Regions from separate parts of the Mus musculus genome. Here all the other regions are linked to region 3. A link is a loop called in an ENCODE intact Hi-C map of the cell type or tissue named here. Cell type or tissue: left cerebral cortex. All regions are shown on one strand.

What was found. Peaks named below come from ENCODE experiments on the same cell type or tissue, not always from the same donor. Only the 100,000 strongest peaks of a DNase experiment are listed, where the experiment ranks them.
Region 1: it touches region 3 in a loop (6-fold over the local background); 3 of 42 quality-filtered maps call a loop at or near these places.
Region 2: a loop joins it to region 3, with 6 times the contacts of the local background. A loop is called at or near these places in 7 of 42 quality-filtered maps.

What each region holds. Positions count from the first base shown.
Region 1 is chr16:28,606,355-28,614,354 of GRCm38, forward strand. It overlaps Gm46548 (a long non-coding RNA gene), which reads right to left. Exons shown (of 2, transcript XR_001781891.2): 2 at 2,703-8,000. It also overlaps a transcript of Fgf12 not described here. Among named protein-coding and RNA genes, the nearest start is that of Mir690, 10 kb to the left of the region's middle. In left cerebral cortex, a CTCF peak has its summit at 4,755 (motif pointing left); DNase peaks (open chromatin) are centred at 2,356 and 4,751; H3K27ac peaks cover 211 bases.
Region 2 is chr16:28,789,104-28,797,103 of GRCm38, forward strand. It overlaps the pseudogene Gm20018. Among named protein-coding and RNA genes, the nearest start is that of Mb21d2, 140 kb to the right of the region's middle. In left cerebral cortex, a CTCF peak has its summit at 4,172 (motif pointing left); a DNase peak (open chromatin) is centred at 4,177.
Region 3 is chr16:28,514,622-28,522,621 of GRCm38, forward strand. It overlaps a transcript of Fgf12 not described here. Among named protein-coding and RNA genes, the nearest start is that of Fgf12, 73 kb to the left of the region's middle. In left cerebral cortex, a CTCF peak has its summit at 3,391 (motif pointing right); a DNase peak (open chromatin) is centred at 3,412; H3K4me3 peaks cover 515 bases; H3K27ac peaks cover 583 bases.

The DNA of each region.
Region 1 (8,000 bases), 92 kb after region 3:
CATCAATGTAATGAGCACATTTACCTCTAAAATATCATTATGTCGAATTAGCTAAAAAGAAATGTGAACAGATTTGAAAATGCCAAAACTATGATGCCTTCTTCTCATGGGGAATTCAAATATCCTGCTGGATCAATGTTGTGCTCATTGAGAATATTTCTACAATTCTGTATTCATTCAGGAGTTATGAGAAAATCAAATGCTAGTTTAGTGAAATAGAATCCAAACTCTTGACTATTGCCAATTAGACATAACAACTATTGAATTCAACACAATTCACCTTTCTATTAGTTTTTTCCATTTTATTTCAGAATTTCTCAAATTATGACAGACTCATACAGAGCTCTCAGCCTTTAAAAATAAGTGTGGCTATATATTTAGAATCTCTATAAAGCTATTTTTAGATATTTAGCAGACCTTCCATAGACTATTGAAGTAGATAATTTAAAAATCTCTTTCCAAAGCACAAACCATAAATAAAAGTGGTAGTCACTGGCCAATAAGTGGGAGAGCATTCTCTTTTGGGGGTTTGTATCTCTATCAAGCTTCATCTATTGCTATTCCTTGTCTACTTTTCCCTAGGATGATACACATTTCACCAGCCACTGGCTGACCTCTGACAATACGAAGCCTTCCTTTAACTGGGTGCTATGGGGTCCAGTTAGTTTTCAGTCCTAAAGGTCTGGAGCTAGTAAATAATGGAGATGCCCAGTTGTTATGGCCAGTGGCAAGATGGAAAAGGAAGTGTTTCCCCAGATGGTATGAGGAAAAGAAAGCCTTCCTCCATCCTTGGAAGACAACAGAGGTCTGACACTTAGTGAGAATCCATAAAAAACTAAGGAAGGTGATCAACTCTCCCCTTGACTGCTGAGCTCTGAGCTCTGCCATATTTCTCAGTAGAGCCCATTGGCCACTTTCTCATCCCCCAACCTCAGCACAAACATGTACAGCACTTTTCACTCCTGACTCTGCAGTTTCTTCACTCTGTTGCTCCCTGCCTCTCCTCTCAGCATAGGTGGCCTGACTTGAATGTTATTTGATCCATTCCCCAGTGACTCTGAAGCCAGCCCCTTTCCCACATGTCTCAATTAGTCTCTAGGGTTGCTTCCTTACCAGGTAAGCTCTTGTTCGTTTCTCGCACTTCCAAATTTTCATTTTCCATATTCGATACTTCACTTGTTAACTGATTATATCCTGCCTCAAATAACCTACGCTTAAATTTCCCCTGTGTCTAGTCTCTGCTGAATCTCACTTTCATCTTGCTTTGCTTGTTCTCAATAGGATCTAGCGGAATATGGGAATGCTGAAGGCATACAAGCTATCAGGCAGCAAACACTCACAGTTCTGTAATATTGCTATTGATAATAATTTATGTTTCTAGATATTTTTAAAATGTATGCTTACTTTTATTTTATGTCTATGGGTATTTTGCTGAAATATATGTCTGAGCACCACATGCATGCAGTGCCCACGGAGGTCAGGAAAAAGCATTATATCCCCTGGAACTGGAGTTACAGAATGTTATTAGCAACCAGGCAAATGCTAGAAATAAAAGTTTGGTTCTCTGGAAGAGCAGCCAGTGCTCTTACCAGATAAAGCAGCTCTCCGGCCTCTGTTTCTACCTCTACACTATGGTTTTCCTTTTCTAAGCCATTGGTTTTGAGGAGATAATTTTGGCAGTGAGTGAGAGTGTCTTTGATTTGCTTCAGTGACTTTTTTTTTTTTTTTAGCCTTTCATAAGCGGGAAGAACAGTGTGGAAAAAAAATCAAACTTGGGTATAACATAAAACGGCAGAAAAGAAAAAGACCTACTTTTGAAATTTTCAAATTTTACTCTTTGTGAGATGAATCAAGGAAAGAAAAAAAAATTAAAGCAAACCAACAGATCCTGTAGCCTTCAGATACCCTGACCTCCTCTTACCAACCACTACACAGCAGCAGCACACGGCCTCGCCATCAGGAGTCATCTCCTATTCTCCTGCACCCAAGCATCCTTTGCCGGATTCCCATCTCCAAAGGTCCACTCTCATCTTGAATCTCAAGGTAGCCTGTTTTGTAGGCATTGAAAAATCTGTGCTCCGGGATCATCCTTTTATCCTTTTCCTCGGTAATTTAAATCCTAGGGGAACTTGGGTCTGACCACATCCAAAGCCAGCAGAGCTTCTCTGTAAAATAGGGTTCTGCTAATTTAAAAGAAAAAAAAATCTCTGAGCTCATAATCCTCTTTAGGGGCACAGAGGGAGATGAGACTGCTCAAGCATGGCGTCATGGGCTTGAACAACTCAGATGCTCAGAAGCCCATGAGAAGCTATTTGTGGTATCTAGGACTCGCTTTGCCTCACACCCCACTCACCCTTACACTTCCCGTGATCCTCTTCACCGGAAGTATCAGAAATGGCGAAGTTGCCAGGAAGTGAGCCCTTCAAGTCAGTGGGCACCTCCTAAGGATTTCTCGGACTTGTGTGTGTGTTCTAGCTTCCTTCCTGTGGCTCTGATACAAACTCTGGCCCAAAGCAACTCGAGGAGAAAAGGTACTTTTTTTTTTTTTTTAATTTTTTTTTCCCCTTAACATACCTAGATCACAGTCCGTCATAGAGGGAAGTGAAGGCAGGAACCAGGAGTCATGACCTGAAGCAGAGGCCACAAAGGAATGTAGCTTCCTGCCTTCCTCTCCTGGACTTACTCAACTTGCCAGGGTTTCATTTACTTATATAGTCAAGGGGTGGCACTGCTCACAGTGTTTGGGACTCTCCCATATTGATCATAAATAAAGTGCCCCACGGACTTGCTAACAGGCCACTCAGAGGGAGGCAAATCCTACCTTTTGGTTCCTTCTGCCCAGATTACATGACTTGTGTCAAGTTGACATACAACTAGTCAATACAGCAACATGATTATTCTCACTTCTCTTCGACCTCACATGAAACCATCCTGCTTTCTACACAAACACTCTCATTTCTGTTCCCATTTTGTATATGTAAATATATACTCATAGGAATGTTTACACAGACTATACATTAGGACTTTTGTTGGAAACAGAGGTCCTGGGAAGCCTAGAGACACACCGGGGCCTTGCCTCAAACAGAGATTTTCTGTTCACAGCAACAGAATCTAAGTGTGGACTCAAAGCTTGAGGTGCTGTTTCATCTACTGCATGGCTATCAACCTGTGCATCGTTACCCCTTTTGGGGGGATAGGTTGAACAACCCTTTCATGGGAGCCACCCAAGACCATCATGAAACACAGATATTCACATTATCATCCATAACGGTAGCAAACTTACAGTTATGAAGTAGCCATGAAATACTTTTATGATTGGAGCTCACCACAACAAGGTGTGCAAGGGTTGCAGCATTAGGAAGGTTGAGACCCACTGGCCTTATACATTGCTTAGCTGTTGTCCCAGATTCTTCGAAAACTGTTTTACATAAGAGACTCAGCTGTCTTCAGTTACGTACCAACATGCCAGCCACATCTCTTACATCTAGGGAGTCTCTGTGCTACCTCTTTTCTTATCACTAAGCTGGAAATGATGCAAGGGAGGCGGGAGGTAGAGTTTCATAGTAGACTTCTTGCCTTGTGTCCATATGGTACTGGGTTCAATTCTCACTATAGGAAAACACTTAGGCTCATAGTTTTGGGGCTCTTTTCTACCCAAGTGGAGGAAGCATGGCTATGGGACCATCGCCACCCATGTTGACAGGCATAGGAAGCTGGTAAGTAACATGGGGGTGGGGGGCAGGAAGCAGAGTTCAAGCTGGAATCAAGGGTCAACCATAACCAGCCCACAAGACCCTCCAGTTCCCATTCAAAGTCCCAACTCCTCAAAGTTCCACAACAAAGTTCAAAGTGTTGAGGGAGAGGGAGCACCAAGGACTAAGTGTTCAAACACATGTACTTACTTAAAGGGGGAATTTCATACTCTAACTGTAAGATCATCTAGCCTGGTCCATTTCACTAAAATTGGTTGAAAAAAATCTGATCCTCATTCCCTGTATCCTTCGTGGTTGTACCAGGCTCTCCTCGCTGTCTGTTCCTTGAGCCTTATTCACTTCTAAGAGTCTTTCCTTTCTTTGCAGCCTCTACTTAGCTGAGCCAACTCTTCGGAAGCCTCTCTTGGGCAACCCCTCACTGGTGCCCTTCCTTCCTTGATGCACACTTGCAAAGCTGTCATCCAAATTCCGTTCCTCTACAAATGATGCCTTTCTGGTCTCCAGGTAGCTCTGCATAGGGCATATTAGCGTCAATGATTCACAACCGTGCTTAGTTATGTGCACTGTTGCAGCGAGGGGATTGGTAAAAGACTGCCCTGCAGCTATTTACAGGTCAGTTCCCCCCAGGAATTAGGCTTATTCTGTTGGACAGAATGAGTGAGAAGAAGCCACTCTGCTTTCAATAAAGCCAGAGTGCTAACAGCTGAAGCTGAGTCAAGATGTAAGGAGCAAACTGTGGGTCAACTTAGTTCTTTTTCAGGTCAGTTATAAATATTTGTAGAATGTCTCCTACGTGCCGGGCCCTGTGTTTCCTGCCTGCTTGGGCTAACTTCGCTGACTTGACTTTAGACCTCATAAAAAGCTTGGAAAGCAGAAGATAAAAAAACCTAAATTCCTGGACCTGATCTCCAGATTGTCTGCACTAGGCAACAGATTCACCCGTTTTAGCCCTTTTCCAGCTGTGGGGGTGAGAAGGGGCACTTTCAAGTCTTGGCATATACAATTAAATCCAACTGTGCTGTGGTTTGGCACCACCTGGTGGCAATTTTCTGGCTCCCATTTAAATATCCTCAAGGGACTCTAGGCTCCTGACTGGTTACGACTTGCAGACACAGGCAGCTATTCTTGTTTCTGTATCAGTTTGACCCAAGGAGATTGAGCCTGTAGAGGACCACAGGGGACCCCTGAACTTGTTGTTGACCTTCATAATCCCTGTTTGCTGCCCATCTGGCTTCTGTTTCCTCAAGTCCGCTGCCCCCAACCCTCTGTTAATCACCAGAAGCAGCAGCAGCAACAAAACAGCAATAACAAAAAATACTGTGGTGGGAGCCTGAAGCCAATAGTCAATTATATAAGCTTGTGGTAGAAAGGAGATTCATCAAATCACAGGAATAAAGTCATGTCAAAGATTCAGCATCATTAATGAACCGACATGACTATTATACTTAGTTAAGTGTATTTACATTGACTTAATGGAGATCTAGCAAGCAAAGAGAGCCCTGGCAGAAACAAAATGTGAAAACAATATTGTACTGAGCTACGTTGTTAAAACAAAGTGATGTGTTATTGGAAAGTGAGGAAAGGTTTGTTAATTTGTACACACAATTTTATCAAGCACATGTGTGTAAAGGCATCACAGGGTTACTGAAAAGAGACAGAGCCTGATAATGAGGCAACTGCATGGAGAGGTAGAGCACTGTCTAATGAGACAGATATTCGGGCAATAAACAGCCAAATAGCATGTAACATCACCTAAGAATGGCACACAAATTTAGAAAAATTCATGTGTCTGAATTGCGTCTTCTTCATCTAAATATTTGGAATAATATCATCAATCTCAATGGTTGTTATGAAGTTTATATGAAAATAAGGGTCTTGGATCAGTACCTAATACGTAATCAATCCTTATCCACTCAGCATATCACCAATTAAGTGATTAGCAGGTGTTCATTATCTTTATTCTTAATATTAATTTTCCTGGGAATGGTACTCATAATATTGATGTTACTGTCACCAAAAAGAGCTTGATTGTCTCTCTTCTGTTCCTACATAATTTCATCTGAACCATATAAGAAGCAGAGAGCCAGAAAGGAGGATTCCATTCTAGTCGATCCAACTGATGATTTGACTGATGCCACTACAGAACTAATGGTCACTATTCTGAGTTCCATCCTTACCTAAGTATTACACTGAAGCTTCGTAGGTAAATAATGAGTAATTTTAATGTATGTGCAAGTTGAGGTGAGAGCATTGAGATGTTTTAGGTTCTGATAAAGCTGTGTACTTGTATCTGCCTAAAGGCTGTATTGAACCCATTTCTGCTTTTTTTTTTTTTTTAAATAATACAAGTCTTGTTCCTGAAAGATTTAATAAAAAAAGTCTTTCTGATAAAACACTGACAATGGTATTTCTTGTTAGTGTGGTTCCTATGTACACAAATCTCCCTCCTGTGTCCCTATAGATCTCACACCTTATTATTTCAGAAAGAGTCATAAATGCAAGAGAACATGTCTTATGCTTTCTAGAGTCGCTGACCTCCCAGGGTATCCTCAGAGCACTATATATAAACGCTACAGTTCTAAGTCAGCTTTGGGACTGCACCAAGTCTTTTGGCTTAACATTTACAAGGTATTCGAAGAGAAGGCACTGCTCAAACCCTTTTGTCTGGCACTTCCGTTGATGGACACAACACTACTTTCTGATAATCATGTAACCACACACCTTCAATGAAAACTACTTAGACAAGGATGGGGTTTAGAAGGATTACCCATCATTTCTGCCATGGTACCCACCCACCAATCAATGGATGCCCTTGTTATTAAAGACACCACCTGTGGTACCCACCTATTCTAATAGTTAACTCAATTTCCAGACTGTGGAGGTCAGACTCCATAGAGGAGGAGGAGGGCCTTGAACCAAAAGAGTACAGACATGTTTCAATATTACATAATCAGATCAGCAGTGTTGACAGGTACCTCTAAATGCCACATTTATACTGTACTTTTATACCCTGGCAATAGTGTCACTTTATGTTCAAAATCAATTAAAGATGCCTTTTAAAGGTAAAGAAGGAGAAATATTTTAATACTAAAATGTTAAAGACCATTTTTATATGACAATAATAAAATATCTAATAAGAGTATTTCTCTCATTGTATCAGTGATTATTACAGATTCTTATTGGGCATCTATGTTTTCATGGATTTTACAGCACTGTTTTAAAATAATATGAACGAAAGCAAAAAAGAATTTGTATTATATAATAACAACAATAATAACAATATCAGTGATATTGCTACAGACAAAAATTACAGTTTTTTACAATAATATCAACTTTCTCGTGTTTTAGAATTTTTAGTGTTAACTTTCGTATGGCAACTTTTTAAATCCATTTCATGTCCCAGAATACAAGATTTTCATCTTCACTTTGTTCATGAAGATACTAAGATTCTGAGGACAAACTCAAGGTTCCATAGCCAGGAGATGGAGACAACTCCCATACCTAGGTCTTCTGACCCAGGTTCCTTTCCACTGTGTTAACAGCTTCTGGAATCACAAAGGGTTTTGTTTTGTCTTTTCTTTATACAGATTCATACACACCCCCAGAGATTACAAGAATGAAAGTGTATTATCATTTTACCTTGATAGCATCAGAATTGATTTAAATACTTCTTAAGATGTGATTTCAGTAACCTTAGTAACCAAATACTGAGACTAGCAATGTGTGTGAGTGTGTGTGTGTGTGTGAGTGTGTGTGTGAGTGTGTGTGAGTGTGTGTGTATGTATGTGAGTGTGAGTGTGTGTGGAGTGTGTGTGTGTGTGTGAGTGTGTGTGTGTGTGAGTTAGTATGTGTGTGTGTGAGTGTGTGTGTGAGTATGTGTGTGTGAGTGTGTGTGTGTGAGTGTGTGTGTGTGTGTGAGTATGTGTGTGTGAGTGTGTGTGTGTGTGTGTGAGTGTGTGTGTGTGTTCTAGAGACCCCTGGGGTTCTATATGAACCTGATTAAGGACTTCACATTTTAGTAGTTTCTTTTCAAAGTTTAGCCATACAACTATTTTGTTCAAAACACATAAAAAGGCTATAGTTGTTATAGGCATTTATTGTCACAAAGTAAGAAGATTGTTACTGGATTGTAGCAAACTGTTTGCATAAGCAGGGTGTGCGGTTTGCAGAAGATACAAAACCCTCAGAGACTTGCAAACCATAACATTTTGGAAAAAAAAAAGCTAACTAACAAGAGGAAAGGTACCACTGAGCAGGAAGCACTCCCCAACTCCGCTAATTGGCTTC
Region 2 (8,000 bases), 270 kb after region 3:
GCATACACACACATGAGCACACACTTTGACTCCAAGATAGGGAGAAATAAATTTCAAGCTGATTGAGAAATTTCCCCTCTTCTGACTAGCTTTCCCATTCACAGTGGTAAAACAGGGTTGGTCCCTGCATGGTATAATACTGACCTGTCGGGCAGGAGTGCCTACTCATGCAATAATGACATGGCTGTTGTGGGGATAAGCAACTCCTTTCTGATTGGATTTGGGGCCTGCTTCGAAGGTCTTCATGCCTGGTCAAAATCTCCTAGCTAGGGAGGTCATAGGCCCTTGGGGGAACCTACTGGTGTCTTAACGAGTAGGTTATGTTACCAAACTGCATCTTAACTATGGGGTTTTGTACCCATAGATTTGTGATGCTGTTTGTCCAGTGGGCAATGGTTACTGCAGAGGCTCATAACTCCTCAGAGTGATGCAAATAAATGACCTGCGGCCTCCATCGAAAAGAAGGCTGCACATTCACCAGCAGCCTCATGGCCTTTCTATGGGGATTTCAATTCTGCGACATGGTGGCAAGCCTTGACTTTTTTATATGCCCTCACAAATGCCAAGCCTCAACTGCTCTCCGTGAATACTCATGCTTTCAAACTCACTCTTATGTTGGAGACTCTTACACATTACCCCATTTGGTAGCTACCTTGGGATGCAACCTTTACCCTGCTCTATACCATTGATTTTGTATGCTGATCACAAGGACATCCTTCTCAGATTTCACAATAATGTAGGTCACTTTATCACACTGGTAAAGACCCAGGTTAACCATCATCAGTTGTTCCAGTAAAGCAGAGACTTCACTTCAGTGGTACTAGTCTCTTGTTAACATCTGACTCACCAACCATTGTCTGACCAGGAACCACAACTTCTCAATTTAAAGTATCATATAAACAACCCTGACAGTCTTTGCCTCCCTCTGAAATTTCATGAGATAAGACTCTATTTTCTGCATTTCTCTCAGAATTATCATCATCTAAGTTTCCACAACAGCTCTATAAGCTCTGAACACTTTTAGTCCAAAGTTCCAAATGTTTCCAAAATTCTCCCTATTCCACCCTCAAAGAAAATATTATGTCCATCACAGCAATATACCACATTCCTGGTAAATTTCAAGTTTGCTTTCTGTTGCTGTGATACATAAATACATTCATACATACATACATACATACACACACACACACACACACACACACGGATAGGAAGAAAGAAAGGAAGAAAGAAAGAAAGAAAGAAAGAAAGAAAGAAAGAAAGAAAGAAAGAAAGAAAGAGCGAACGAACTGGCCAAAATTTACTTTACTTTAAATTGAGAAATTAGTTTGGGGTAGAATATCTGAGTTACAAGGGATAGTCCATTATGGAGAGAAGCCAAGATAAGAACCTAGAGGCAAGAGCTGAAGCAAAACCCATGGAAAACACTGCCATTGTGCTTTTCATAACTTGCTCAGCTTGCTTTCTTATCCAACCCATAGTGGACTGAGCCCTGATACATCAATCATTAATCAAGAAAATGCCCCCATAAGTCATGCCACAGGCCAACCTCATGAAGACAATGTCTCAATCGAGGTTCCTTCTTCCCAGGTGACTCTAGCTTGTGTCAAGCTGACAAAATGTAGCTGTCACAGTACACTTGTCTAAATTAAGTATAATCCATCTCTTTCATTTCTTTTGGTAAGAACATTTAAAGCGTTTTTCTAACTTTTAGATACATAATACATTATTAAATATAACTACTGTCTCTTTGGATTTAACACTAAAAGTCGTCTCTTGTTTAAACTTAACATTGAGCCCATGTACCAGCGTCTCCCTTTTCCCATTTACCACTTTTCTGTTCACACCTTGAGGGCTGCCACAGATGAGAAACAATTGACAAAAGCAAATAGCAAAGTTTTAAGATCATTGTTTCTCTATAACCATTTGTGATGGTTTGTATATGCTCACCCCAGGGAGTAGCACTATTAGAAGGTTGGAGTATGTGTGTTACTGTGGGCATGGGTTTTAAGGCCCTCGTGCTAGCTGCCTAGAAACCAGTATTCTCCTAGCAGCCTGATGATAAAGATGTAAATCTCTCAGCTTCTCATGCACCTGCTTGTCTGGATGCTGCCATGCTACCACCTTGATGATAATGGTCTGAACCTCTAAACCTGTAAGCCAACCCCATTTAAATGTTGCCCTGATAAGAGTTGCCTTGGTCATGGTGTCTTTTCACAGCAATTAAAACCCTAACTAAGACATCATCTAGACATTTGAAACAGTTGAAAGTAAATTTAAAGTCCTAAGCTTTATTTATTTATTTATTTATTTATTTATTTATTTATTTATTTGCAATAACACAATTACAGGGATCCATAGCTGGTCAAAATGAGGCAATAAATGCCCAACCCAATTTATACATCTGAAATGGAACACCTACATCCAAGACTCAAGCAAAACTGTGAAAATATATGTAGATGTTGGAAAGATTGAAAGAACTAGAAACCAAGGATGTCTGCTGTTGGGTAGTGTCTACAAGACATGAAAAGGGCAACACCCCTTGTATGCTCACCAGAATGGCTGCCTAAACAAGACCAGCCTAATTACAACAGCAGTTAACATGATAACAAACCCAGAAAATTCCATGGGGTTTCACCTCTAAATGAAGAATTATAAGTGTTTCTTCATTGGCTGCTGAGAGAGGAAGAACCCATTTCTGCCAGGGGCAAGCTGTTATACTAGTTTTCTAATCCCAAGTGACCAGGCCTGGGCATTTAATACATGTGAGCAATGGCAAATGGACTCAGTAGGCTATATGTATGTCTCTCTCTATAATATGTATGTATGTGTCTGTGTGTGTGTATAAATATATGCATGAAATAATAATAATTAAAGGAGAGACCATGAACAGGGGCATGAGAGAAATTGGAAGGGGGAAGCAGTGAGAATGATGTGAACCCTGTAATCTCAGGGCTACGAGGCAGAGATGGGGAGTTCTTTACAGGCCAGAAAGTAGGTGATCTCTGGGTTCAGTAAAACAGACCCTGCCTCAAAAATAAGATAAAGAGAGAGGTAGATGATAGATAAGTGATAGACATAGATAGATAGATAGATAGATAGATAGATAGATAGATAGATAGATAGATAGATAGCAGGTGACCATCATTAGAAAAAGGGAGAAAGAGAGAGGGGGAGGAAGGTAGAGAGGAAGGGAGGGAAGGAAGGAGGGGAAGAACTCCCCAGCACCGCCACCCAAAGCCCTGATGCTGATGAAGGGCTCAGGGGAGCTCAGCCCTTTATCCTCTGACTATACCAATAGAGATGTTCATAAGAGGAGAAATGCAGGCGTTTACTCTGTGTTCTCCTAACGTCTAACAGCTCAAGTGAACACATCCCTCCTGCTGAAGTGCAGTGTGTACTGGAGCCTCTCCCTTTCTTCCTTTGACAGCTCCATCTCTAAACCAGATAACAAAGTCGCTCAAAGCTGAAGCTGACCTCACAGCCATCTCCCACCCTCCTGCCTTCTGAATTCCTACAGCACCTTCTGCATTGAGCAAATGCATTGTACATAATTTCTCCTATGTCTTAATTTGCATATTGAGCAAATAACTCCTCATTAGATGCCCCCAAGTGTCTGCCCCCTTTCTACATCAGGTAGAAAGAAAATATTCGACAAAAAGTAAGTGTTCCTATCAGGGAATATATGCATGTTTTTAACCCAGCACTTGGGAGGCAGAAACAGCCAAATCTCTGAGTTCAAGGCCAACTTGAACTACAGAGTGAGTTCCAGAATAGCCAGAGCTACACAGAGAGATCCTGTCTCAAAAGCAAAACAAGACAAAAAGCAAAAAGAAAGAAGAAAAGATGAGAGGGAGAAGGAGAGGGAGAGGGGAGGGGGAGGGAGAACAGTAAGTGTTCCTTTCTGTTATCTGTCACAAAACTTGGTCTTCCTAGCAAAGCTACAATTCAGTCTCCGGAACACAAGGTTTACATTTCTATACTTTTCTTGATCTTGACACTTTCCACTCGGTCTTCTGATTTCTATCTAGGTTGGCTTTTCCGAGGACCCCTCCCCCACAAAAAACAAAACAAAACAAACAACAAAAAAAACACAAAAACAAAAACAAAAACAAAAACCCACTTTCAGAATCTGTAATAGAGTTCGACTGCTACTCTGCTGCCCCCTAGAGGCTCTTGGGGAACACCAACCGGTTTTGCGCTGTGGTAGTGTAGTGAACTTCAACCTGGCAAGTGTCTGGGTCTATGAGAACAAAAGATGAAGCTTGAAAGCAGGTGTCTGCAATGGATACAACAGTAGGTTAAGCCTCCAGGCTAAACACTCCCAGCATATGGTGCTAACCTCTTGCAGCTGAGACTCTGCAGAGTGCTGGAATAGTTGGTACTGGAAGAGTTGATGTGGGTCTCTCTCCCTCTGGATATTTCCCCTCTGGTTCATCATGAACATTTTAAAATAATCTCTTTAAATGCTTGATCCCAGAAGAAATTCAATTCTAAAAAATATAAAATATAAATTGGTCTTTTGTCTTTTTAAGGCGTGGGCTTTTCCTTTCATCCCTGAACGTCATGATGAAATTACAAAGGCTTAACTTTGCTAGTCTCCTTCCAATAAATTCTCCACCAGATAAGGCCTGTAAACTCTTCTAAAATTCTGTAATGGATGGGCCCACTGTTGCACAGGCCTTGAATATCATTGGAACGATATGATTTAAATAAATATGTTCCAATAAGCATTACAGAAAAACAGAAGCCAAGGAATGTATATGAAGTAGTCGTTTCATGCCAGAGATTCCCAATAATGGCTCAGAGAAGCAGGTTTGTAATGTTAACATTCCAAAATTAAGAAAAAAAAAAAAGAACTCACTCCCATGTTTGATGTCTTCTAAATTTTGAATTAGTGTAGGTGGCTTTCACTGAAGAGCCTGTATATATGGAAAGAATGTTCTTAAATCATAGGTCAAATCTAAGATTATGTTTTGCTTTACTCAAATAAGAAAGCCACAAATTTAGAAGTCGTATTAATGTACTCCCTACCCCAAAGAGTGCCGTGTATAACAGACAAACTGGTGTGATATAAAGGGGGGCATTTGCAATAAGAAACATTGTTCACCCCTGAAGCCCTCACACTCCTCTTTCATACGAACACTTGTCATGTCTGGGAAAGGAAACTCGATGCTTACGTGTTAATTAGTCTTCTAACTGCTGTGATCCTATAACTGATGAAAAGTGATTTTTAAGGAGGAAGAGTTTGTTGTATGTCGTAGCTGGGGAGCTCGGGCCATCTGAAAATAAGGCACAGCAAGGCAGAAGATGCAGCTAGTGGCTGTGGCAGTGGGGTGTGGCACTGTTGGCTCACATCTCTAAGATAGGAAAGGGGAGTGTGAGTTCTCTAGCTTCTCCCTATTACATTCTTATCCAGCCTGGAACCACAGCTCACAGAATGGGTCTATGTATTTAGGGTGGGCCCCCGCTCTGAAGTTCATCTTCCCTGGAAAAGCCTCACAACCAAAGCTGTGCCTAATCAATGCCCTGGGTTTCTCTTAATCAATCAAGTTGACAATAAAAAGTTGGTTATCACATTTCAAGACCAACAGTTTGGCCTACAGCTTAAATACAAAACAAGAATCAAAATGTTTAGTAAAAAGTACCACCCAGCTGACCACAAGACAGATGAAACTATAACAAACAGTCCTATGTGAATTCAAAATAGCTACATACACATTTTTAGATAAAAAAGATTTCACATAGGAAACTTTAAAACCCACAACAAAGGCATATACAGAAAAAGAAAACAGTGAACTAAAAGTAGATGCAGCCAAGAAAAGACTAGAAAATAGTATCCCAAAGCTAATTGTATTTTAAGGTGTTCAAAGTGATAAATCTTAGTGTTCTTGTTTTAAGACAGTTTTACTATGTAGTATTGGCCTGCCTGGAACTTGTTCTGTAGACAAGGCTGGCCTTGAACTTACAGCCATCCATCTGCCACTGCCTCCTGAGTGCTGGAATTAAAGGTGTGTGTCACCAGACCCAGCGTAAAATAAGTCTAACTAAGAACTGAAATCACAATTTAACAATTAAATTTAAAATATTATTTATGGTATTGCAAAATTCTGATATATAGAAATAACTGTAACAAAATTTGTGCAACTGTTCTATATTAGTTCATTCTCTGTTATTGTGATAAAACACTACCAAAGTTAACTTAGAGAAGGAAGCATTTATTCAGTTTACAGGCAATAGCCATCACCAAGTGAAGTCAAGACAGGAACCTGGAGGCAGGAGCTACAGGAGAGGCCGTGGAGAGTCCTGCATACCGCCTTGCTTCCTCCGGTTCACTCAAATACTTTTCTTACATAACTCAATTACACGTGATTAAAATAGCACTGCTCATAGAAGAGTGTGTCCTTTTACATAATCTAGAAATTAAGAAAATGCCCACCACACATATTCCCAAAGGTCCATCTGATGGAAGCAAATCCAAAATTGAGATTATTCTTTTCCCAGCTGACTCTAGCATACGTCAAGTTGACAGAATCTAAGCACTTTCCTCCCAAACTTAAAACTACAAACCCAGCTGCCAGAAAGGTAAGGTCTTGCAAATGAAGAGCAATACCATGTCACCATATTGTAAAATACAATATTTAATTGTATGTCTTTTGTAGAGAGAATTTCTTGTGTATTGTAAGGATGCATCTCCTGTCAATTAAAAAGCCTATATGGCTTATGACTTAGACAGGAAATAGATGGTGGGACATCCAGGAGGCAGAAAGGATTCTGGGATAGAGCCAGGCACTGGGATATTTGCCCAGGAAGATGTCAGTAGACGGATGGGTGGTACCTGAGCACGGGTAATCACCCATGTGGCGGGATGTAGGTTAAAAGAAATGGGATATTTTAAGTTACCTCTAGTCAGAGAAGAGCCAAGGTATTTGTAAATATATTTGGGTATTAATCTTATTTCTGGGAACGCGGGTCTGGGAAGTAGAATCAGCACCTAATGTCTACAGTCTTTCACAGATTATTAAATGTTTGTTCCAAATTCATCTAAAGACCTAACATCCAAAATTCCAACCAATTCAAAGGAGCTTTATATATCATGACAGTTGATATGTCACTTCAAGTAAGCTTTTTTTATCTATATGATTATTGATAATTCTAAAACATATGAAAAAGAAAGAAAACCTAGACCAGCCAATGACATTTGAGGATGGAGTTATATGTCCAGAATTCAAGATGTATGTTTTGTTTTGCTTTGTCTTGTCAATATTTGAAACGGGGTTTTTATGAGGAGTGGCTCATGAACTCTCAATTCTAGATGAGCAGCTATTAGCAGTAGAAGAGTTTTAGATCAGGGAGAGTCATTTCTTAGGTTGTGGTCCCTGCCAGGTCACCCTTGCTTTAGTGGATGGTGCTACATCCATATATATACTGAAAACACTAACTGGACTTAGTGGCACATTAAAGTGTATGTGTCTACATATGTGTCTGTGGCAGCAGGTTGTCTGTTTATCTGCGTGACTGTGTGTCTGTGTGACTGTGTGAGTGACTTTGTGTGAGTGACAGTGTATGAGACTGTGTGTGTTTGTGTGTGTGTGTGTGTGTGTGTGTGTGCATATGTGTGTGATAGTTTTCAAAGGTACTCATGTAATTCAGAGGAAGGCGGATGATCCTCTAGTAAATTCATGGACTAAGTACAGAAGCAAACAAAGAAAACACATTTAACTTCTTCTGTTAAGAACTGTTGACTGGCTTTATTTTATACAGATCTTATTCAAGTACCTATATCTGCTACAGGTTCCTAAGCGGGATAGCTCTATAATATCCAATGACTTAACTTACAGCAACCCTCTACAAACTCTGGCTCTCTTGTTCTTTCCATAGCCTCTTCTGGGACAGTCCCTCAGCTTTGCCAGGGAAGATGTGAGTCAGATGTCAAGTTAGGGCTGAGAACTCCACAATCATTTCTTCAAGGCACTGACCAGATTTGAATCTCCATAGCAACT
Region 3 (8,000 bases):
TTCAGATATCAAAGCAGCTTAATTGCATTGGCAAGGAGGCTGAAAAGTTGCAGAGATGTCACGCCACAGGCATGTCCCTTGTGCATCTTTGCACGTCTAAAACTGCACAACTGAGTTAAAGAGAATCCTTCAGAAGCACACTTAGCAAATCAGTAATGACAAATGTATGATATAAAAATAATCAGCTGTGTCAACATATCTAAACTGTTAAATGTCCTATAATAAAAAGAAAGAAGGAAGGAAAGGAGGGAGGGAGGGAGGGGAAGGGAAGAAGGGGAGGGAAGGGAAGGGAAGGGAAGGGAAGGGAAGGGGAGGGGAGGGGAGGGGAGGGGAGGGGAGGGGAGGGGAGGGAAAATTCCTATGAAATGTTAGTCTGACTGGAATGTGTTTTGTTTATGGAAATCACTAATCTGTGTCTTGCAATCGTAAGGTACTATATAACTAACCTCTCTTTCCTAAGAAGCCCCCAACTCTCAACCCTGGACACCACACAACTGACACTGCAACTGAATTCACTTTTCAACTATCTCACCTCAAGTGGAATGTGTTTCAGTGAGGGGAGGCGACTCTCAAAACCTTATTGTTTAAGAAGTGTGATATTGTACTGAACAAAAACTCATTAGTTTTTGGAACACAGCTCAGGGACAGATGGTGGCCTTGGGTTTCATTCTCAGCAAAAGAACAAGAAGAAGAGAAGACAAAATAAAACAAAAGAGGAAGAGAGAACCCAAAGTTCATGTATGCATGAAATTAACTCATAATAAAAATATCAGCTTTAATAATAGAAACATAATGGGAGAACTGCATTTAGTAACAAATATTGACGTTAACAAGAATGCATAGTGTCAATAAGCCAGTGACTGTGTGAACTGCCCTGGGCAGGGATCTTGAGCGAGACTTTACAAACAAGGGGTGCTGCTATGAGAGAGCCCTAGAGCTTCAGTTCACCGAGATGACATTAAGTCTAAACCCACTGGTTTGGGGTTTCGGAAGAAATAGCTTCCAAAGTAGAGAAACAGAAAGAACTCACAAAACCTCACATAATGATATGCATTGATTGCACATAGAATTTACCATTACATCTTAAATAATTTAAATAAGAGGTCCTCCAGAGAGCCCACACCACTGTCGTGACTTAAGAGGCATGTTTGAGCAGACAAACATTCACACTTATGCTACTGCGCCAAATGAAAAGAGCCAGCTGGGCTATCTTAGCTCTAAGAGGTCTGTGGGGTGGGGCCAGCAGACAGTTTTCATGATGAGGAAGCAAACCTTGTCTCCACTCACTGGAAAGACGGATGGTTGTGTTTGATCTGGAGAATGAGAAACTCACGTCATATGATCAATTGGGAAAGGAGCCACCACACAGGTCAAAAGTTTTGCTGTTGATTCCTAGTTGCTTGGGGCAAACAAGGTGGCTCTGAGCTAAAGGTTATGGAAGACTGTTCACACTGACACTTTCTTAGAAGTAATGGAAACTATGGATGACAAAGCATTCCTGAGAATGCTCTATTTGTTTTTCTTAGGCTCCACTGGAAGCTTAACTTCCCCTCCCACCCCACCCCCCGACCCCCGCGCCGGGGGAAAAAAAAGTGCTCATCCCAACCAAAATAGCAAACAAATGTCTTTCCAAAATGTTAAATTTTGAAACAGGCCAAATAAAAAAATACAAATATACCAATAAGAATCCTAGAATGGGCAAACACATCTTCTGGATACATGAAGATGCAGAGCTAAAAAATTAGCCATGTACCATATGAACATATGAAGTCCCAGGTCAACATGATTATAAAATGCCCAAGACTTATTCTGCACTTGGAGTCTATCAGAAAAACAGTCTCTATTAGGCTGTTTTAATTAGGAGCACTGTATGAGGAAATCAGGAGGCCTGAGGCTGCTCCCTCCTGAGAGGTTGGTCTTGGAAACATGTTCTCCGTATCACTAAGGTCCCTCTCACTGTGTGCGCACTGCTGACACGGACAGGCGCTTTATGACACTGGCTTGTGCTAGCTGCTAGACAGTTGGTGCCTGGTATTTACTGTGTTCCCCTAGCTACCTGGGAACCGGATTCTAATGGGCTTCCCTGAGGATTGCTTCGATGTAGCTGCAGTTTTTGTAGCTAGGGAAACACGCAGACTTCGCGTGTCTTGACAAAGGAGAGAGAAGTCTAGAAATTTATCAGAGAGATCTATAGTTTTCCACACACAGACCACCTAGGTCAATCCTATCCCATTGATCTTTTTCCCTGTTGTATACTTAGAGAATCTGGACAGCTATACAGTGAGTCCTGTTAGTGCCTCTACCCATCACACAATGGAAAATGTTGTTCAGGATCCTCTAAACAAATGTTTAAACATATACACACAACCTGAGACAGTTATCCATGTGACCCCACCCATTCAGTGGCTACTTTTAGAAGACCTTAAGCCACAAACTTTTCTATAACCTAAGGCCAAACATATTTACTATGTACCCTTATCAAAAGATCTTTGTTGGCCGGCAAGGATAGGTGGTTGCTCTACAAGGGCTTTCCATACTCTCAGTGGCTTGTTTTACTTAACTCACTTCAGGACTGTAGAAACATGCACACCCGGTGAACTGTATAATCGACCGACAGTTTTAACTTCGTCTTCTTACAACAATTTACAAGAATTAACTTTTACGAGACTCTCACGAGGAAGGTATTCTCTGGTGAAGGTGAGGGAATGAGGACCAGGAGGAAGCCTGGGCTGTCTGGATTGTTCACACATAAGCTCACACTCACAGAATGGACAGGAGCTGCGATCAGACTCAGTTGTCCAAACGCTGGGTCTTCATTTACCAGCAGTTTCTAAAATCTGCGGTGTGATAGGCATTAAGCAGTCATAAGCTGTTTAATGTAAAAGAAATGATCTCAAAATGCAGCATGGAAGTTGCTGTGCACACAGCTGTGGTGACCACTCTCCCCAGGTTAAAACAGCAGTTCTGTTTTGAACCCTTGTACAAGGGGCAGCTTCTGTTTACAACGTCTAGTTATTTCATTGTGTGTGTGTGTGTGTGTGTGTGTGTGTGTTTATAATAAAATTCAAGTCTACGTAGACCTGATCCAAAAATTCTCCCAACCCCCTGTACCCCTCACCCCCTTAAGCCCCTCCCCCAACCCCTCCTCCCATATCCCCTTCCGCTTCCCCTCATGTCTGACAAATTAACTTGAACCACACTGACCCTGGTCTCGCATCCGGTTTACGTCAATCATCAAGTAGCACAGGGACTCACCACAAGCCTATGAGGATCAGTTCCTTACTAAGGAAGGGGGTGATTTACATGAACTCTGGGGTGCCTTCCAACTCTGAATTCTATAATGCTCTTGGATCTCTTACATCTGTGGCCAGGCCCTTCAGTACCCACTATTAGCCACACGGGGGCAGCACAATTCTACTTTAGCCAGCAGGTAAATTCAGTGGCCAGAACTGATGGCTGTGCTGTATGGGGAAACTAGAAATAACCCTGGTAATTGATTGCCTTACTTAAACAGAAGGCAGTTGCACGTTAACTGCCTCTGACACACCGCGTCAGAAAACTCCAGTGACTCTACAGAGAAAAGCTGTTTTCGAATTTAAGAAAACGAGAGGTTTCAAATCCACGGAAACGGAAGCTTCAGAGACCTGCTGGGAGCACTTGTGCCACTCAGCGCCTCGCTGCTAAGGGAGAAGCCCTGGGAGAAACTAGGTCTTCTGACTCTCAGATCAACATCCTGTACTGAACACGGTGTCTTGGAAACTACATTCGCTCGAGTCGTGGGAAAGGTTCAGAGGGAAGCTGTGTTTCTCCATCTACCAGACTTTGCGGTACTAGGAGTGTCATACAAACAGCTCCCTTTATAGGAAAGTAAAGAGACTGGCAATTCTATGAGCTGAAAGGTCAGGTCATCCCGTTGGCTCCACTCAAGGAGGACTGTTAGGTTTATTCCTTTATGTCCCTCCCCAACACGCCCCCCACTCCCAATGGGAATTCCTCACCCAGTCAGTTTCCCAAATCATCAAATGTAAGTTACCATATCCAGCTATAGCTCTTAAGGTTATTCCAGGTTTTCTACTAACGCCCTTTTTTTTTTTTTCATTCCTGCAGATTTTTTCTTTCCACCCTTTGAACTCTGGTAATCCATCAGGCTTAGTGGCAAGTGCCTTTTTGTGCCAAGGGTGACTCACCAGCCTCACTTCCTTTATTTTTTCCTCCTTTCTTTCCTCCTTTTGACACTTCTGCAAGTAACTGCTCAATTACTTTACAGATGCTCCACCATTTAAGATGGCTACAGACTCACATTAGATTGTGGACATGCTTTCTTTAGGGAAGAATGCTCCAGAACTCCTGCTTCGTCCTTCTTGGGTACAATATCAGTCAGTGATGTCGTCCATGTGTCAGATTACCAGTGAGTCTGTCACTGAGTTGTCATTTGGTTTAAAATGACAATTGGTATTTTCAATGGAAAGTCCCTGTAGGTGATGGGAAGGGGGCCTGGTTAACATATGTGTCATCCTCTCTCCAAACAGCTGTTCACAGATGTTAGCATCAAGAAGGCTCCTTACCTTCATTTGCTGTGACTACAGGCTTGGGTGATGGTGATTTCTCTATATCCCTTATTTTCTTCTACAGTTGGAATTCCTCTGTGACACATGGCCCATTCTCTTCCATTTACTTATTAAATCCTAGATTTATAGCAACATCCATGAATTTTATTATGTGAATTAAAGTCTAATGTGAGTATCACTGCCCCCATTCCACCTTTACACTGTTTTAACATTCCTTTGACCAGCCGGCAGCCTTTGAGCACATCCTTGATGTTTAGGATCCTTGAATCTGATAAGTATTTGCCTTCCAGTGCCTTAGGATCAAGCATTTCTCCAAGGGCTCCTGAGTTTCTATTGGAGAAGGCCAATGAGAGGCCAAGCTCCATCTTAGTGTGTTCACTCAGGACAGCTGGAACACCTTCGCTTCTAGTCGGCTCTGCCTACTGACTACAAGATACATGCACTGGTCAGCCATGTTAGCAGTTTCCATCTCTCTCTGTGTACTCATCAATCCATCTCTCTACCCTACAAATTCATAATAATGTTCTCAAAACTAGTCAAACACCACAAGGCCTTTCTTTATTAGCAACCTGGCATTATTTCGAAGCGCAGACCTGCATAAGGTATGTTAGTTAAGGAAGACATGTGGATTTTGGCACAGCTCAGACTCCGCCTATCGTGGCAAGAAGAGGAATGGCAATGGGAGTCGGATGTGATGGAAAGAATATTTTTTTTAAAAAAAGTACAGTAAGGTACATTTAAACTGAACCAACGTGATTGTGTGATCTTGTCCGCTCATCTCTCTTAAATATTTTCTTTGAATCGTTCATCACCTACCGTGCTGTATATTTATTTTCTAATTTTATGTATCTTCTTTTGCAATGTGGTATTCCACTCTTTCCCCAGTGGCTCTGAGCAGCGGGTATTCGATGCTTTCACAAGGCACACTTCACCTGCCAATATGTGCTCTGTAAGGACTGCCTGTAGCAGACTCAGACTTCATCCCAGGACAAAGGTGGGTCTGTACACCCACTTCCAAGTCCAGTTCAAGGACCTGGGTAGTGATTCGGCTGGTAGATTGGATTCCAGAGACTGTTTGTTTGTTTGGTTGGTTGGTTGGTTGGTTGTTTTTGGTTTGGTTTGGTTTTTACTGTTGAACATTCTTTTATGTGCAACAGGACATTTTTGGCAACCCTGGATCTACACACTCATGGCACTGGTTCCCACCAAGCGGCACTTCCCCAAGCATCTTGTCCGCTTATCTCTTATAAAGTTATCTTTATCGAATCCTCTATATAATCAGGTCACCAATAATGTACCACTAATAAAATCACAAACAATAAAGTAGCATTGACAGACTTTTTAAGGAAAGGGAAAAATGGGTACCCTGGTTTTCATTTGCTTTGCAGGATTAATTCACATGTGTGTCTGCATGTGGGAGGTATAGGCAGACTCCTGGAGATCATTAGTCAGCCAGCCTAACCAAACTGATGAACTTCAAGTTCAGCAAGACCTCTGTCTCAAAAGTAAGATGGAGAGTAGTCCAGAACACACCGCCTGCCAACCGCAGGCGCATGCATGTGCCTGCAAGGACACAAGCATCCACAGGCACAAATATTGACATTCACTTTCCCACAAACTGATCTTTCCTTAACAGTTTCCCTTTGCATGCTGACAGACAGTACCCTATATTGTATCTTTGCCTTCTTTCGATTTCTACCATGTTCTGTAGACCAAGCATTCCCTCCGTCTCATACACTAGGGCATCTAAATAAAAGTTTGAAGACTTAAGATCTCCTAGAAACTCCAGAGTGGCTAATAAGGCAGAAGTCCCCAAGGCATCCAGCTGCTCAGAGGAGAAGGACCAGAGAGATGACCAACACCTTGACGCTTGAAAACCCATCCTCTCTGCGCATGCTCATCCCGCTTGCTTCCCCAGACCTTGCCCCATCATCCCTGCGCATGCTCATCCTGCTTGCTTTCCCCAGACCCTTCCCATCACCTCCTTCTACTCTGAGTCCTTGTTTCCTGGTAGTAGTGTGAAAAGGGCCACGCCCTAGTCAGTGTGATTTTGAGTTCAAACTTGCTGTTTTCTTTGCGCTGCATGGAGCTTTCTGGGCCTACATGCATCTCCTGCTGTGATGTTTTGTGTTACTTTAAGCACTATCTCAGGATGTCTCTTCCCAATCTGCTTCCCATGCAGGGGTTCCAGAGCTCTTTCCTGCTACTATTCAACTAGATGAATCTTCCATTAATTTACAGAATATTTGCTCAACTGTGGTTCCTTTGAGAGCGGGACCTATGAATTCACCCATCTGTAATTTTACCTTACTGCATGTCCAATTCACGGATACACATTTGACTGAAACAGGAAATCAGGTGCCAGGTCATGGTTGTAGCTTACTGGAGGAGAGTTAACTACTCCTCCTGTCTCCAGCCACAGCAGTACCTTTAGGAATGCCGGATGCTTTTACTAAAATTATCTCGTGTGGTGCGTTAGGGAAGATCACAGGGTGAGCAAAGGTTCAGTATTCACCAAAGGCTGCAGACAGTGGGAAATCGGTGAAACAAAATACAGATTTGACACGCGGCTGACTACAATCAATGTCTGCCTCTCCTGAAGACAAACAGAAACACCCGACTAACTGCCCGTGTTTCCTTTACAAATACAAACCAAATAAATAAGCAGAAATTCAGCATGTCTTTGTAAGGTAGAGTATTTTGAGTTGTCTTCTGCATTCGCAGTTGTACATCTATGCCTTGCTGCAGGGGTGTCATAAGTTCTGTAGAAGAAGCCTTATTCCCACCTCTTCAGTTCTGACCTTGCGTGTATGACAGGCACTGGACCAAGAATGATACACAGCTGTATGCCACAATGGCACAGAGCCTTTTAAAATAACCTCAAGCTCTGGTCAAGGTCTATTACTCTCCCACCTCTACAAGAGCACCCATGCCTCCCATGGGATTTCTCACTGGTATGGCTTCCAGAATGGACATATGGACATATGGACAGAGTAGGACTCTGATAGCTTTTGTATAGGCATTGCATCTCACAGTGTATTAAATGTGAATTGGTGTAAGCCATTCAGTTTTACGGTTGTCACACAAAATACAAGAAAAGCTAATGCCTAGGCTAAGTTACTGGAAACACTTTAAAATATAAGGTTAGAAATATAATTGTCTCTTTATAATTTGGAACATAAAGACTATAAAGTAAATATTTTGTATGAATAGAATGTCGACAAGGTAAAATTGGTTTTTGTTTAATTACAAAGAAATTAACAATATTTAATTTAGTGTTTTTTTTTCTGTGTATTGGACAGTCTGCTATTTCCATTGGTTCAGATTCTCTTCCTTTACTTCCTGTAACACAACCCTCCCTTTGTAGGGGGTTGATGGATAGATGGGTTCCAATCAAAAGACCTGCCCTTTCACAGAAGCAGGTATATAGCC